2 separate regions of the Homo sapiens genome follow, and region 2 is linked to region 1. Evidence: chromatin loops called from intact Hi-C (ENCODE). Cell type or tissue: K562. All regions are shown on one strand. Links, peaks and the distances in the headings refer to the core of each region. The heading gives the core; the rest is flanking DNA. Region 1 overlaps DYNC1I1 (dynein cytoplasmic 1 intermediate chain 1). Region 2 overlaps SLC25A13 (solute carrier family 25 member 13).

The links. A loop is a pair of places that touch in the nucleus more often than their neighbours do. Peaks named below come from ENCODE experiments on the same cell type or tissue, not always from the same donor. Only the 100,000 strongest peaks of a DNase experiment are listed, where the experiment ranks them.
Region 2: it touches region 1 in a loop (4-fold over the local background); 2 of 110 quality-filtered maps call a loop at or near these places.

Annotation. Positions count from the first base shown.
Region 1 is chr7:95,913,375-95,921,718 of GRCh38, forward strand. All of the region lies in intron 6 of DYNC1I1 (dynein cytoplasmic 1 intermediate chain 1), which reads left to right. Among named protein-coding and RNA genes, the nearest start is that of DYNC1I1, 140 kb to the left of the region's middle. In K562, for the core only: a CTCF peak has its summit at 3,391 (motif pointing right); a DNase peak (open chromatin) is centred at 3,367.
Region 2 is chr7:96,220,984-96,229,327 of GRCh38, forward strand. The region is part of intron 4 of SLC25A13 (solute carrier family 25 member 13); the gene reads right to left. Among named protein-coding and RNA genes, the nearest start is that of MIR591, 5.4 kb to the left of the region's middle. In K562, for the core only: a CTCF peak has its summit at 3,885 (motif pointing right); a DNase peak (open chromatin) is centred at 3,918.

The DNA of each region.
Region 1 (8,344 bases), core at 133-8,132:
CCCACCCAGATCTCACTGTGAATTGTAGCTCCCATAAACCCCAGGTGCCATGGATGGGACCCTGTTGGAGGTAATTGAATCACGGGGGCAGGTTTTCCCATGCTGTTCTCGTGATAGTGAATAAGTCTCACAAGAACTGATGGTTTTATAAAGGGCAGTTCCCCTGTATGCACTCTCTTGCCTGCTGCCACATAAGACATGCCTTTGCTCTTCCTTTGCCTTCTTCCATGATTATGAGGCCTCCTAGCCAAGTGGAACTGTGAGTCCATTAAACCTCTTACCTAGTCTCAGGTATATCTTTATTAACAGCATGAGAAAGGACTAATACACATGGGTAACACATAGAATTAGGGAAATGGCATCCTTGCCAGTCTTTTGGATTATGAGTCTGATTTTTAGTCTCTATTCACTAATAATGCTATGGGTTTAATAATTCAGTTGTCTGTAGTTGTGCTTCCTAATCTTTTTGCATTAATATCAGAGTATTTGCATGGAACACTGGGATAAATGAAGGAGGTAGCCCCATCCTCATCCCAGGGCTGAGGATATCAGTTGCTTACAACACACTTGTGACCCCTTAGTGGCACACCAGGTGAGAAGCTCTGATCTTGGGCAGAATTGTGCATTTGATCTGTTTGCAAGCCTTTTAGCTTTGACCTGTTTCATGGCCAGAGCTATACATTCACCCAGGCAGGGACTGGGTTGATAGGTTTATTGGAAGTACCAGGCAAGAAGGCCTGAATGGGGCACCAGACCTGTTACTCCTGGAAAAACAATTCAAAGCACATTTCATCTATGACATCATGAATCATATTACTATTTTCATTTTCTTTACTCACTAGGAAGCTTTAAGCCACTTCCAGTAGCTGAATAGGATGGGGCTGCTTTCTTGTCCATGGCTCTAATATTTCCCCTCATTAGAACATTCCTGATTATTTACTGTATCCTTTTGTATTATGGTTATTTTTATAGGCCACTTGAAATCCTTTCTGCGGGTTGTGGATTATGGAAGAGAGCAAATAATTTAAAAAGAAAGCTCAAAATACACTTCTTACCCATATTGGGTCAGTCATGTCTTTTTTTGATGCAGACAAAATATTTTCACCCTTTAATAAAATTGGTAACTGAATATGGTATTAGTCATAATATGAAATAATGTTCCTTTTTAAATGTGATGATCATCCTGCTTTATTTCCCCATCTGCAAGATGAGAATAATAATTATCCCTTTGAAAATATCATATGGTCAAATTAGTTAATGTTGGACAAGCATTTCAAAATGAAACTACCTAATAATTTATTAGTGGCTCCACTGGTGTGCAATTTGAGAATGAAGTCTGCGTTTGAGGAATTGGCATTTGCATTAATTCATGTTTTCCCTTAAATTCATTACAGAGGTCTAGTCTGAATTCTCCCGGCTGGGTGCCAGCTGTGCCCATCTGTGGCACATGGTCTCGTGGCCTTTTCCTCCAGAAGTCTTGTTTGAGTAATCAGAAGTCATGTCCTAAAAGGGAAACTGAGCAAATGAAATTGCTCATGTACTTCTCTTAAATGGAATCACTTGTTTGCTTTTTAATTAAGATGAGACTTTTGATTAAAGCAAAAATCTGGTGGCATTTTATTTTCTACTCTGTGCCCCTCGAGATCCATTGCTTGACCCTGAAATGAATGATCTCAGTTATATCTTAAATGACATAGTGAATTAACTGTATTTCATGTGCCAGCATTTCCTTCATGTTACTTAGATAATTAAGTTCTTCCTAATTCAGAAAGCGTGACATTTTTGTATGGTCACAAAGACAGCCAAGGAGGACAAACACATAATAACGAACTATAGTAATAGCTATCATTCATTGAGCACTTTTGTTCCAGAAGCTTTGTGCATTATTATCTCCAGTACAACCCTGAAAAGTATTTACAGATCAGGAGCCTGAGATCAGAAAGATTTGACTAACACGAACAAAGTCACATAGCTAAAGAGATGGGTTGCTGGGATTTGAACTTACATCTATCTCCAGAGCTTTGATTTTTCTGTTTAATTTGTATTTTATAAACCCAAATCATTGAAGCATATTTATGTTTTATTTCTATACACTTCAGGTAAAGCTATTTTTTTAAACAATTTATTGAATACCAAGAAGAGTTATGTCCTGATGGAGTGGGGTCAGATTAAATGATTCTCCTGTTCACTTGGAGCTATAAAACTATATAAATCTATATGTGTGAGAAACTCTCACTGTATTTAATGTGTTTTTTTCAGTGCTACTGTCTACAGGACTCTGGCAAATTGCTGTCAAATAAAAGTCATAAATTCACAGAATGCAATTCCTCGTTGTCAATGAAATGAAATGAGAAAATTTCTCTTTTCACTCAAATGGGCTATACATTTATACGATCTAAATTCCCATATTAACAAAAAAAATTTTAGTTGTTTGCTTTCCAGTTAGGTTAGGATATTTCTTCTGTTTAAGTTGGGATGTGCCAATAAATAGGGTTTCCCATTGCAGCTCACAGGCAGAGAAAGTGAAACTGCGCTTGGTAGTCTTTTCATCCGTATCTGTTCAACAACAACAAAGTGATCTCCCCAACCTGAAAAGAGATTGATTTGCCTTCAAGTAAATACCTAGTTATCAGTACTCTTAGAATCTGTTGACTTTTGAAGCTTTGAGATTTGATTTTTCTCTAAGAATATATGCCCAGCACTATACCATTCTGTCTGAACTGCTTAACAAAGAACATCTAGAAGTCATACTGGTGCCCATATTTAAAATATTTATTTAAAAGAAACTAGCCACAGATGGAAATATTTCTAACTAAAAATTATCTTTCTCAAGTATAAAAACATTTCTCAAAATGAAATATTTCCCATATAAAGTCACTTCATTGTGGGCTTAGAGAACTTTATTTTCCATTGCCAATAAAAGCCTTTGATTGGCGAGCTTTTCTTCGCCTTAAATTTGAAACTGGAGTATGTAAGCAGAGTGTGGATCTGAGTGGAAAAACTGGCCTAAATTATGTGAGTTTCAGAAATATCACTCCATGTTTATTTGAACAGTTTCCTCTAAAGGGGAAAATTTTGTTTAATATTTGAATATGTTTATTTATAAAAACGATAGAATAATCAGTAGACATTTGTGTTCTATTAGATCTGAGTTGTTCTCCATTTTCTTTTTGTGTTTTCCATATAAGGGCCGAATTTTCATATATCTTATGACAGAGTACTTACCTGACCATTGAGAAATAGCTACGATTTCACATCTGACCTTTATTATGTGACCATTCATTGTTTTTTTGACATACGCAGCCTTCCCTCGGACATTTCCCTGTCTCTTAAACCCAGTTTTGCCGCTTTGTCCTGTCTTGGATTCCGCACGCTGCACAAAAAATGGCCAGTAGAGGGCGCTGCTGGCTTACTTTTTAGAAAACTGCTCACAGCCTGATTTCAGCACTTTCAAAAACATGGAAATTATCTTAATTCAGTCAAAGCAATCAGAACGAGAAAACTGTCTTAAATTCATCAAAGTTGTTTCTTTGTGTCTTTTTCTATTTCGTTTCCCCAAAGGCATCAATAAAACCAGGCAATTAGTGTTTCTTCCCTTTTCTGCGGAGCCCTTAGCTGACCCACAGTAAGGATGAGTATGGTAGTTGAGGGCAACCGGGTGTGATTATCTAATTTTTCCATCAGCTTGAGGTTCTTATGTGAAAGTTGTATTCATGGAGAGCCAAAAGAAGGGGAAAATAAAAGCCTGTTTACACTTTCACTTTCCAACCGGCCTTGCCAGTTATCCCCTGACCTGGTGCAATGACGAGAAAATATCTGTGCGACCTTGGCCTCTGGATTGTGGACTGGGGACGGGGTGTCCGTGGCTTCGGTAGCGAGAAGCGGGTGGGAGGGGCATGATTTTATAGACTCAAAAGCTTTCTCTCCTTTCAGGCAGGCAGTGCTGAGAGGTGATCGGAGGAAGACCTTTTATATCCCTTCCAGCACCTCCATTCTTTGAGATGAACTATTGACAGTCCCTCAATATTTATAAAATATTATAAACTGCTATGTAAATACAGCGTCAAGTCGAACTTTCTAGCCAGAGCTCTCCCGAGTACCCTTCCAAAGAAAATGCTATGCTTAAGCACCTCCTCCTGAGACATTCTGGAACCCCCACCACTTATATAGGTATATTTACAGAACCCCATCCCCAATCCCTTCAGTCATTCAAAAACGGTACAAGTTGCTGAAGACGTTGTGGTGAAATAGAAAGTATCAAAAATACCACGGGAATTGCATTTGCTAGTCATCTTTGTGATGGCGTCAGTTTGTGCCAACAGCATCGTGATAAAGTTCTCAGTGGATCTGAACTTTGCTTCATGTGGTTTTTCTTCACCTTGTGGGCACTGGGCACTCGCCGTCCTTCATAGCTGGTAGGTGCCACTTTTGGCCGGCCCTGTAGCTGGCTGCAGTCGGCTGTCCTTCCACAGGATGAAAAATGTCTTCCATTAGCTAATGGCTGTGTTCTCCGTGAAACATTCTGCCCCTTGGCCTGGGGCTGCAGGAGAGCATCAATCAAGTCTCTTAGATGAGGCCTCAGAGGACCAAGGGAAATTTGTATAATCCTGAACTGTAAACATGAGGACCAGTGGTTGAGGTTTTTGGATTTGAACAACATTTAAAAATGTCTATTTGAGTATCTAAAGTAAACCTTTATTTTAAAGAGAAGCTGAGGCTTGCTGGGTGGCCTTCAGGAGGTCAGCTGACCTTTCTGCCTCCGTTTCCCTGTCTTCAAATTGGTGGAGGGAGCAAAAAACCTTACTCTTCTGTTGCACAGGAGAATCCATTTAATCTTGATTGATTACATTAAATAAGGAAGTCAGGCTTTCTTTATGCCACTTCACACCTTATGGGCCACATTATAATTTCCCTGCCTCTCGGTCTAAGTGTCCACTAGTGATCACTGCCTGGTGTGGTTTTTTGTTGGTGTTGTTGTTCCTGTGGGTCTGTAGTTTTCCTTTCAGCCATTTCCTTTCTCTTGTTCTTCTCCTCCCCACTTGCTAACCAAGGAAGAAGGGCTAAGGGGCTCCCCACCCTTCCTGGCGGTGGCAAAACAGCTTCTTGTTCATGAGGGAAATTGTGGAAGCATAGATGTAAAAAGGAGAGAAGTATGTGGGTGTGTCTGTGTGTGCACACATGTGCATGTGTGGGTGTGCATGTGTGTGCCATTTAGCAGTTGCCTTTTTTTGTGATGGTTTGTTGCTGTTGGCACCTGTAAAAGCAGTCAAGCTGAAGAAATTCCTTTGGAAAAAGAAAGAACTAACTTCCTAGAGGTGAATGGAAGGTTGCTGAGGCCTTAAGGCGAAAATTTATAGAGAGCTGAGTTTTCTCTGTTTTCCTTTGCATTGCTTATTTGAAATTCTTCATTGTTAGAACACAGTTTTGTTTACCATGCCCCCCATTATTTTCCCTTAAACAATACCATAAATATTATCATTTGGGGAACAACCTCAATTTCCCAGAATTCATGACTTTTCCATTTTAATAGACAATGTATCAGAACTTAAATCTTGTGAGATCTTCTTAAAAGAGTACTTCTCAACAGTTTTAGGAACTGTTTTTTACTCTAGCCTTTGAGGACAAGATGGGAGGGACACTGAAGAAGTTGTTCCTTTTGTACAGAGTAGGCAACTCAGAAATATTATGGAATGACAGTTGAATGACAACATGCTGATTGTTTGCTCAGTAATAAACTAGAGTTTTGCTGTGTATTTTTATATATTCATATAAGGCTATGCATTCTTGCAAATTAGCAATTAATTCTACTGAAATATCTGAATAATGTTTTCCATAGGTTACACTATCCCCCTCACAAAAATAAAAAAAAACTAGACATAATATTTTGTTGCTGACCCTATGTTACAGACTTAGAGGTTTTTCCAAAGACTAGGAAGAAAGTTATTTCTGGGTTGGCTAGCTAGAAATATGCTATGCTAATTTTATCTCTAAATACCATATGATATCCATTCTATTTTCATAAATATAGATTAATTTCACAAACAGAGTTAATCACGTTTGATGTTTGGTTTCATGTTTCTAAATAATTTAAAAATCAGCTTCTTTTCATGGCCACTTCTAGGTAAATATGTAAAACAAAGTAAAAGAGAAAAAGTTATGACATCATATGAGAAAAGCTGCAACAATTCATAGTTTTAATTAAGAGGACTAGTTGGACTCTGGGCAAACATTTTATTGTCCACCAACTAAGATGTCCTCTCTGTGTGAGCTGTCACATACCAAATCTAAAAATCTGTTTTTGATATTTAAAACAGCTCAAAATCAACATGAAAATTGGCATGCTCTTCTCATATATAATTTGGGGAAAAATATGAAGTGAGAACAGGAAAGATGTATTAACTTCTTAAAAAGTAATCTTTAGGAGCAAACTGAAAGAGTTCCCAGTGGTCAAAGCTGGAACTACTTGAGCAATGAAATGAATAGCGTATTATTGGATTATTCTCAAAAGTAGAAAATACATAGCCAGGAGTCCATAATAAAGTAAACGTAAATGATGTAATAAATAAATATAAAGAGAGAAAATAGACAAATCTCCCATACAGAAGGATCTCAGATAATTTATGTAAATTTTGTATCTTCAAGGAGGTGAAGCATAGCTCCCCACACCTGAAGTGTGGGGTTGTGCATAGCAACTCCTTTCCAAGGAGCACAATATGGAAAGCGGGGGAAGGAGTAATCCTATAGTCGAGGAACTGGACAGACACTGCTTCAGCCAGGCGATCAAAGTCAACATCAACAGCAATGAATCATGTTAGTAGCATGTGCCTTTAGAATGAGATGAGGAGCATGGCACTTTACTTCTGTAGTCTTCCTCCCCCACACCCACAAACCCCGTCTAATCATGAGAAAAACATCACGCAAATTTCACTAACAGAATATCAGAGAAAATACCTGACCTGTTTTCCCAAAAATTCTCAAGGTTATCAAAAACAAGGAATGTCTAGTGGCACCTAAGGAGACATGATGAATAAATGCAATGTGGTACCCTGGATAAGATCCTGGAACAGAAGAAGGACATTAGGTAAAAATTAAGAATTGTAAGTAAAGAATGGATTCTAGAGTGTCCGTATTGGTTGAGACAAATGATGCAGTAACGTATGATGTGAACAATAGGGAAAACTGGGTGAGGGGTCCATCCAAAAGGAGACTGTATTGCCTTCGCAAGTTTTCTTTACACTAAAACTATTGTAAAATTAGAAGTTCATTTAAAAAAATAATTCTTATTATCATATACTGTTCCTACATCTCAGTGTCATTATTTTCCTAAATCTTGGTTGATTTTTAAGAGATGACTTTAAATTAGACAAAAGAAAACAGGTTCTCCAAGATTTGCTATCATACACATTTATTATTGTCATAGGTGCCATTTGCAGCGCTCTGAATACCATGGTTGCCTTTGCTTATAAATAGACTTATAATTTTATCTTACAGAAGGTGTTTATTAAGAATCCAAAGTATGAGAAAGTTCATTCCCCATTTTTAGGATTGTCATGACTATCCTTGGAGGAGGATTCTCTGAGTAACTTAGTAGTAGATGGCCGCTTTCACATTCAGTCAAGAATTGTGTAATTTTCAGTTGATGGTTTAGAAACAATTAAATGGTCTCCCCCTTTCTGTGCACATTGCTATTAATGTTACAGCTATGTTCATAAAACCAAGATTGTTATAGTCTTTATCGACATGACATTGTATTTTCTTGCATTAGTAAATCCAGTACTTTTAAAAGAAAGTTAAATATATTTCCTTTGAGGTGAAAAAACGACTTTTCCATCCAAAAACTGGAACTGTTCATAAGATGTGTAAAATTTACCCTGCATATTGATAAACCTATCAAGATTTTGGGGGCTTCATTGTTTCATGACTATAAAGAGTATGTTATTATGACTATGAAAGTTCAAAAATATTACAGATTCCTAAATATGCCATACATCTAGAGGACAAGGAGACACTTTCTGGGAGAGCCCTTGTGTGAGGCCCAAGCCCCAATTTCAATCCATTATTACCTTTGTATTCATTTCAGACCAAGTCTAGCTCTTTCCACAGTTTCCATCTTAGTGTTCAACTACAGTCTGGGACAGACTTTTCTGCCTACAGAAAGAAACACATGGTCTGGGCTTCATCATCAAAACTCCTTGTGTGATCTTGGGGTCTTTGAGGAGCCAGTGGGTTCTTCAATTGTTCTCTTGTCTGCACACACCCTGGTCACCTTCCAAAATGAAATCCCGGGAGTCAAATGTGCACCACATTTATGAGCGTGTTGACTGACCAGTGACTCATGAGACTA
Region 2 (8,344 bases), core at 243-8,242, 310 kb after region 1:
CTCCCCCTCTCTATTTTTAAAATGGAGTGATGAAGTAGCAAAAAGTACAATATTTTAGCCATTTGAGCACGGGCGATTCTTAAATTATCCCACCAACTGGAAGTGCTCTCTGATACTACTATCTTTCAAAATTGAAGCCATTATGGTCAATCGTGCAAATCCGTATTTAGCTTTTCGTAAATAGTGGATTTTTGACCCAATGAACTGGAACAGTTTCTGGACAGTCTCTAGGATCTCTGAAAAGATACTCAGTACCCAGGCATGCCACAATTCTTATCAACATAGAGACTATTTACTTTCAAAACTCATACTGTTCTTATTCGAAATTCTTACTCTCTATTTGGGATGTAAGCATGTATAAGAGAATATACTCAGCCCCCTCTTTACCTCTCATAAAATAAAATCAAATCTACTGCAGGGCAATATTTTTCTTTCATCAAAATGACACATTATTTTTGTGAAACACCAAAATCAGAACCAATATTAATGAAGAACTTTCCCCAAGTAACGTTTCTTCTGATTCTTCACCACCTTCTCCCTCAGCTATCTTTTCGAATATTTCATTTTCGAAGTGTCTTTACAAAGACAGTAACAAATGACCTTCCTTTCCAGCAAGCTTAAAAATGATGGGTAAAGTCTGCCTTCTTCCAATCCAATACCAGCATTCCTCTAGCTTTATATATTTAATATTAAATTTGAGTGCTTAACTTCGAAACTTCTCATTTCCATACTTTTAACTCCCATCATTTTCTGCAACCTGAATCGAAGTGACTGAGTGGGTGTTTCCACACATTTCCTAATGTCATCTAGCCTACCCATTTTCCCAAAGCACACCAATTTCATCATAGCAGGTGTTCCTGGACACAATCTAAGTTGAACTCAGAAAGGGTCCCTCCAAACAATTACATCCACATCAGAGAATTAACTAACTGAGGACTCGCTTAGAATTAAGAATTAACTAGCTTAGAAATCGCCCCGGTTCTGTGGGTTTTGTTTAGTGGGAGAGACACAAGAGAAAAGTTGGTGCAAATATAATAAGTTTGCTAAACTACAATTTAAACAAAGTTAAATAGATTTATTTTTTCCGCAGGACTTCTCAGAGCCTTAATAAATTAAAAGTTCCAGGCTTTATGATTCTCTCTTAGGAGAGCCCTTTTCCACATGCCACTTATTAACATAAACAAGAAACGCTTCTCTATAGTTACTAAACTTACAATATATTTCAATAGTGAAGATTAAAGGACAAAAGGTCACTGTAGTTTCCAATAAAGGGCAAAACTGGACCAGTTTCTTTCAGACTCCATGCTAACTGGCAGAGCTGCAGTGGCGAGCCAGCCCAGGCCTCCCAGTGTGGCACAGGGTGTAGACTAGTTTCTTCCATTTTGGTCTTCATGAGAATCAGAACCAATTCCCTTTCAGAGGTCTCACTAGCCAGCCAACCAAACAGTTCTTTCTGTATTTTATTTTGTTTATTTATTTTTGAGACAGAATATTGCTCTGTCACCAGGCTGGAGTGTGGTGGCACGATCTCGGCTCACTGCAACCTCCACCTCCTGGGTTCAAGTTATTCTCCTGCCTCAGCCTCCTGAGTAGCTGGGACTACAGGCACATGCCACCATGCCCAGCTAATTTTTGTATTTTTAGTAGCGACGGGGTTTCACCGTGTTGGCCAGGATGGTCTCGATCTCTTGACCTTGTGATCCGCCCGCCTCAGCCTCCCAAAGTGCTGGGATTACAGGTGTGAGCCACTGCGCCCGGCTCTTTTTGTATTTTTAATAATTCGTTAGTTACTCTACATTTACTTCAGTTACAGAAAAATGTATTTTCCAATCTGTCTCTTGTATTATATATAGGTTGTCTGATACATTTTGTTTCTTCATATATCCAAAACCAAAAGGCATCCAAAAACTGATTATCATTACATTTTGAAGTCATACATAAACTATTCTACAATCAATGTCTTTAACAGCAATGCTGGAAAAGTGTTAAATAAGATATATGTCTACTAGTTCAACTGCCCCTCTATAAAAAGCAGCTTTTATCTTTAAAGGGCAGCTCACTGACCTCTGTGAGATTTGCTAAAACCTACACAATTTTTCCCCAGGAAAAAAAAAAAGCTCATTTAGACGAAATATTACAAACAACCATAGCCATTCACAGACTCCCTGATACTTATCCAGGCAAAGAGTTGAGAACCCTTGACTTTAAAGTTTAATTAAAAACTGCAGAACATAAACATGCACACACCATCATTACCACCAACACTTGTAATGAAATTGGGTTACATTCAGGTATTAAGGATAACTTTAAAATTGCACGTAAAACATATTTCATGAAATCTTGTTCAGTGTACTGAAAAATAAATTTAAAAAGTCAAAGGAAGAGAGAAACATGTAATAGCATAATGCAAGAAAACATTTGGGAGTTTAACCTAAGAAACTGGTATTGTATAGATCATACTTTGAATTTTCAGGGGGTCTACTTGTGACTTTCCTCAGATAAAAGCAGGTATTCAAGCTCTCGGCTAGGCACGGTGGCTCACGCCTGTAATCCTAGTACTTTGGGAGGCCGAGGCGGGTGGATTGCCTCAGCTCAGGAGTTCCAGACCAGCCTGGGCAACAACGGTGAAACCCCATCTCTACTAAAATACAAAAATTAGCTGGGCGTGGCGATGTGCGCCTGTAGTCCCGGCTACCCGGGAGGCTGAGGCAGGAGAATTGCTTGAACCCGGGAAGCAGAGCTTGCAGTGAGCCGAGATTGTGCCACTGCACTCCAGCCGGGGCAACAGAGCGAGACTCCATCTCTGAAAAAAAAAAAAAAAAAAAAAAAAAAGTAGTATTCAATCTCTCTGCTACTGTGGAGCTAGGCTATTAATGTGGTACAACAACTTAAGAAATATCAGTAAGTAGGAATAGGTAATGTCTTAAATTAGCATTATAAGATACATCACTGGTATATATGCCAAATAGTTCAGATCGACAGTTTCATTAAACACACCCACACATCCACACAGGTACTCTTTCTTAAAACCCACAATGGAAATGTTTTGCACCCCCCGCAACATTAAATAAGAAATACAGTAACAGGAAAGTGTCTGAGAAACTATCACTCACAACATGTCTGTACCAACCTGCTCACACACCAGGTAAGTCCTTCCAAACCCTGACTTTCAGCTCTTCCACTCACAAAGTGGGGTGACTATACGCTGGCTTCACATAGATACTGTGAAGCCTAAATAATGATCACTGGCATGGTACCCCTGGCTTTGCCCCACTCTAGTCAACTCAGCAAAAATCATCTCTTCCAAGCATCATTCTGATCCTATCCCTGTCCTCCAAAGACCTTGTAGTGACTCCTAATTGCTTCTCATATGAAATAATTACTCTTGCTTAAGGGCCCGGCCCTGTCGTTGGTGCCCTGACAACCACCCTCCCAAGTACTCAGGTCTCTTAAGCTGCACCCCTCAATCAAGGGCCTCCTCTACTATGGTTCCCCTCTATCCTCAACCTGGACACAGACCATCTCCTCACCCTTCCCTATCGTCCTGTGATTCTCCCCTTCAGTCAGAATTCTGTTCATATCAAAAGATAAAGCTTTTCTGGGTAAAACTCACATCGTGTGCATCTCAACAAGTTATCCAGATAGCTGGAACCAAGGCAACTTTCTATGTACACTGGTAACTCTAAGCCAGGTACGTTCTCTTCCTTATTACTTTCCACCATAGTGAAAAAAAATCGTAACTAATGCATTTGCCTATTGTTCTTTACTTCATGAAAAATATTAAATCCTTCTAATGTCTGATACAGACTGAGACCACAATGGGCTAACTGACACCTATCTGGATTACAGTGGGCTTGCTCCAAAAGCATGAGTATCAACACCAGAGGGAGGCAGTGTGGCACAGTGAAGAACAGTCAGCCAGGATCAGGCTGCTCTCCCAGCTCCATCACAGGCAACACTATGACTGTGGCCACTTACTCAACTTCCCCATGTCTATTTCCTCTACAGAAAATGAGAATTATAATAGTATAGACCTTCTAGGCTACAATAATTAAATAATAAATTATACCAAAAATACTTAGCCCAGAGGTTGGCATGTATTTTAAAATAAAAATGATGGTTACCTTACTTCTCTCATGAGATTATGTAAAACCACATATCTTGGGAACAGAACAAGACCAGTAGCTACCACCTGGTTCTTCTTCCTTTCCTTTGGCCCCCTTCCTCTCACCCATGGCCAATCGGGAGCCAAGTCATACAGATTAGCTCTCAGGAACAGCCCAGTGTGCAGTGGCTCATGCCTGTAATCCTAGCATCTTGGGAAGCCAAGGCGGGAGGATTGCTTGAGCCTAGGAGTTTGAGATTAGTCTGGGCAACATAGTTAAACTCACCTTTACGAAAATAAAAATAAAGTTAGCTGGACATGGTAGCGCCACCTGTAGTCCCAGCTACTCAGGACGCTAAGGTGGAAGGATCACTTGAGTCAGGCATGTTGAGGCTGCAGTGAACCCAGATCACTCCAGCCTGGGTGACAGACCTTGTTTCAAAAGAAAAAAAAAAAAGAAAGAAACCAAGAAAGAAAAAAAAAAGGAATGGCCCAGGTGGGGTCCCGAGATATGACTCCAGTCCAGGCCTCTGTTATTCCCAGCCTCCACTGTTTGTGGCACTTCCAAAGTGGCCATCACTTCCAGACCCCCACAGCTCCAACCCTTCATGGAATACAAAGCCCATATCATGCCAGTTCAGTATTAATGCATCTTTGGTCACTCCTCTAGATCTGCTCAGATAGCTTCCATGCTTTCTACCCACTTAGCCTGCTTTACATACAAACAGGATATTCTGACATCATATTTTTTGTATTTGTTTATAGTCTCTCTCCCTAAAACGTTCCTCAAATGTATCAAACAGACTCCGCGCTTAGAACCCGGGAAATGGCTATTATTTTCTGCCTGCGACAGTCTCCCCTCCTCCATCCCCATATCTACACGACCAATTACCTCACCTCTTTCAAAAAATGAAAATAAAATCTTTTTTTTTTGGTGGAAAAAAACACTTAACATGAGATCTACCCTTAATAGATTTTTAAGTGTACAAAATAATATCGTTAACTATCAGCACAATGTTGTGCAGGAGATTTCTAGAACTTACTCATCTTGCTTAACCAAAACTTTATGCCGGCTGATTAGTAAATCCCCATTCCCCCTCCTCACAGCCCCTGGTAGCCACCACTCTTTGATTCTATGAATCTGCCTATTTCAGGTGTCTCATATAAGTAGAATCATGTAATATTTGTCTTCTGTGGCTGGCTTATTTCACTCGTAGTGTCCTCAAGGTTCATTCATGTTGTCATGTATGGCAGGACTTTATGGCTGAATAATATTCTATGTATATAAATTTTCTTTACCCATTCAGCTGTGGATGGGCATTTAGGTCATTTCCACATTTGGCTGTTGCGAACAGTGCTGCGATGAACATGAGAGTTCTGATACCTCTTTGAGATCCTGATTTTTGGATAAATATCCAGAAGTGAGATTGGTGGATCATATGGTACTTCTATTTGTAAATTTTTGTCAGAATCTCCATAACTATTTTCCACAGGGACTGCACCAACACATTTACTATCTTACCCTTATAGAAAATGTTTGCCACCCGTGATCTAGTATAAAAAATAACACCATAAAAAAGAAAAGAAAGAAAAAGAAAACTATGTTGACATTCGAAACACTAAGTTTAAAGAGAAAAGACCTTAAATTTCAAAAACAAATTTGTGTAAATGTCTCCTCACATAATAGCACAGATTTATAATTAATATAATGACAGCTTATTCCCTTATTTATTATTTCTCTGCTTTGGTTACAAATGACTAGGCAATTAATATCATTTTTTCTTTCCTCTTCTTACCCTGCTTGTCTTCCACCATGATTTACTCCCTTTGAATACCCCTCCCATCCACTATGGTAACCAAAATTTGACAGTATTGGTAACATTCCAACTCACATAATTCTGAAGTTTCTTTAAATGTATTATATTCAATATGTAGTAAAATATATCTATTGAAATATTTATGAACTTTTAAGAAGGTAATACTTATTTGTTATCTCAAATATAAAATTCAGCTCACGTTTCTACTACCTTCCTTCTGAGGTACTTAGCACTGATTCATCCTTGGCAGTAGTCCTATCTGCAAAATTGTACACATGCACCAGCATCTTTAGATAACAAATAACATAGATGTGTTCCTTTCTCTTTCAAAATTTGTAGTGTTCATCAACTCAAAATTTCCAGAGTAGTGAGATATAGACAGACTAACACTTGTTATTAAATAAACTTTTATTTAAAAACTTTAAAAATTCTTAAAGGAATAAAACATTTATTTATACATATACATATAGATATTATACATATTCAAGGCAATAGCATGTGAAATCCCAGCAGGATGTTTGTGGAAATTAATGACTTACTCTAAAATTGTTTTGATAGTGAATAGGGCCAAGAATAGCCGAGATAATCTTAAAGAATAAAGTTGAAAACCTAACCAGATATGACTTATAAAGCTGTAGTAATTAAGATAGTATAGTATTAGCGGAGAATATACAATAATGTAAAAAGAATGGAGCATTCAGATACAGTCCCATACTGGATTTATGATAGTAGTACCACTGCAGTGCAATAAAGAAAAGAACCATCTTTTTAATAAATGGTGCCAGGCAATCGACATATCCTTGGGGAAGAGGGCCAGGGAAGAATCTTGACCTTTACCTTTAGTACCATGCAAAAATATAACAAATTCTAGAAAGATTAAAATGTAAATCTGAAAGGAAAGCAAACTTCTGGAAGATAACATAGGAGAATATCTTCCTGACCCGGAGGAAAACAAAGAATTTTTTTTTTCTGTTTTGAGCCAGAGTTTCGCTCTTGTCACCCAGGCTGGAGTGCAATGGCATGATGTCGGCTCACTGTAACCTTTGCCTCCTGGGTTCAAGCGATTCTCCTGCCTCAGCCTCCTGAGTAGCTGGGATTACAGGTGCTGCCACCACACCCAGCTCATTTTTGTATTTTTACTAAAGACAGGGTTTCACTGTGTTGGACAGGCTGGTTTCAAACTCCTGACCTCAGGTGATCCACCCGCCTTGGCCTCCCAAAGTGCTGGGATTACAGGTGGGAATCACTGTGCCTGGCCTAGATTTTTTAAACAGGACACAAAAAGAGCTATCCACAAAAGAAAATGCTGATAATTTGTACTACATTAAAATTAGAAACTTATGTTCCTCAAGACTCAAATGAGTTACAGTGCAAGTCACAGAGTAAAGAATCTGTGAAACATATAACCCTCAGAGGTCTTGTATCCAGAAAATACGCACATGACTGAAGAAGATAGCCAAATGGCCAATAAATATGGAAAAATGTCATATAACCCATTAGGAATCAGGGAAATAAATGCTCATTGAAGCCACACAGTGAGATATCACTAAAATAAAAATGGCTGATACCAACTGGCAAAGATCTAAAATAAAACCATCATGCAATGATGGCATGAGTGTTAACTGGTACCACTGAGAGGTGACAATGTGCTGGCAGTCCTCGCTCGCTCTAGGCGCCTCCTCGGCCTCGGCGCCCACTCTGGCCACACTTGAGGAGCCCTTCAGCCTGCCACTGCACTGTGGGAGCCCCTCTCTGGGCCGAGGCCAGAGCCAGCTCCCTCTGCTTGCAGGGAGGTGTGGAGATAGACCGTGTGGGCAGGAACCGTGGCTGCCCACAGTGCTCGTGGGCCAGCGTGAGTTCTGGGTGGGCGTGGGCTCCGCGGGCCCTGCACTCGGAGTGGATGGCCAGCACCGCCAGCCCTGGGCACTGAGGGGCTTAGCACCTATGCCAGCAGCTGTGGAGGGTGTGCTGGGTCCCCCAGCACTCCTGGCCCACCCACGCTGCACTCGAATTCTCACCGGGCCTCAGCTGACTCCCGGCGGGGCAGGGCTGTCAGGAGCTGGAGCCCGCCATGCCCAAGTCCCCCCAACCCCGTGGGCTCCCATGCAGCCTGAGCCTCCCCAACGGGTGCCGCCCCCTGCTCCGCAGCGCCCAGGTCCCACCGACCACCCAAGGGCTGAGGAGTGCAGGCGCATGGCGTGGGACTGATGGGCAGCTCCGCCCGCAGCCCCAGTGCGGGATCTACTAGGTGAAGCCAGCTGGGCTCCTGAGTCGGGTGGGGACTCGGAGAACTTTTATGTCTAGCAGGAGGATTGTATATGCTCCAATCAGCACTCTGTATCTAGCTAATCTGATGGGCACTTGGAGAACTTTTATGTCTAGCTAGAGGATTGTAAATGCACCAATCAGCACTCTGTGTCTA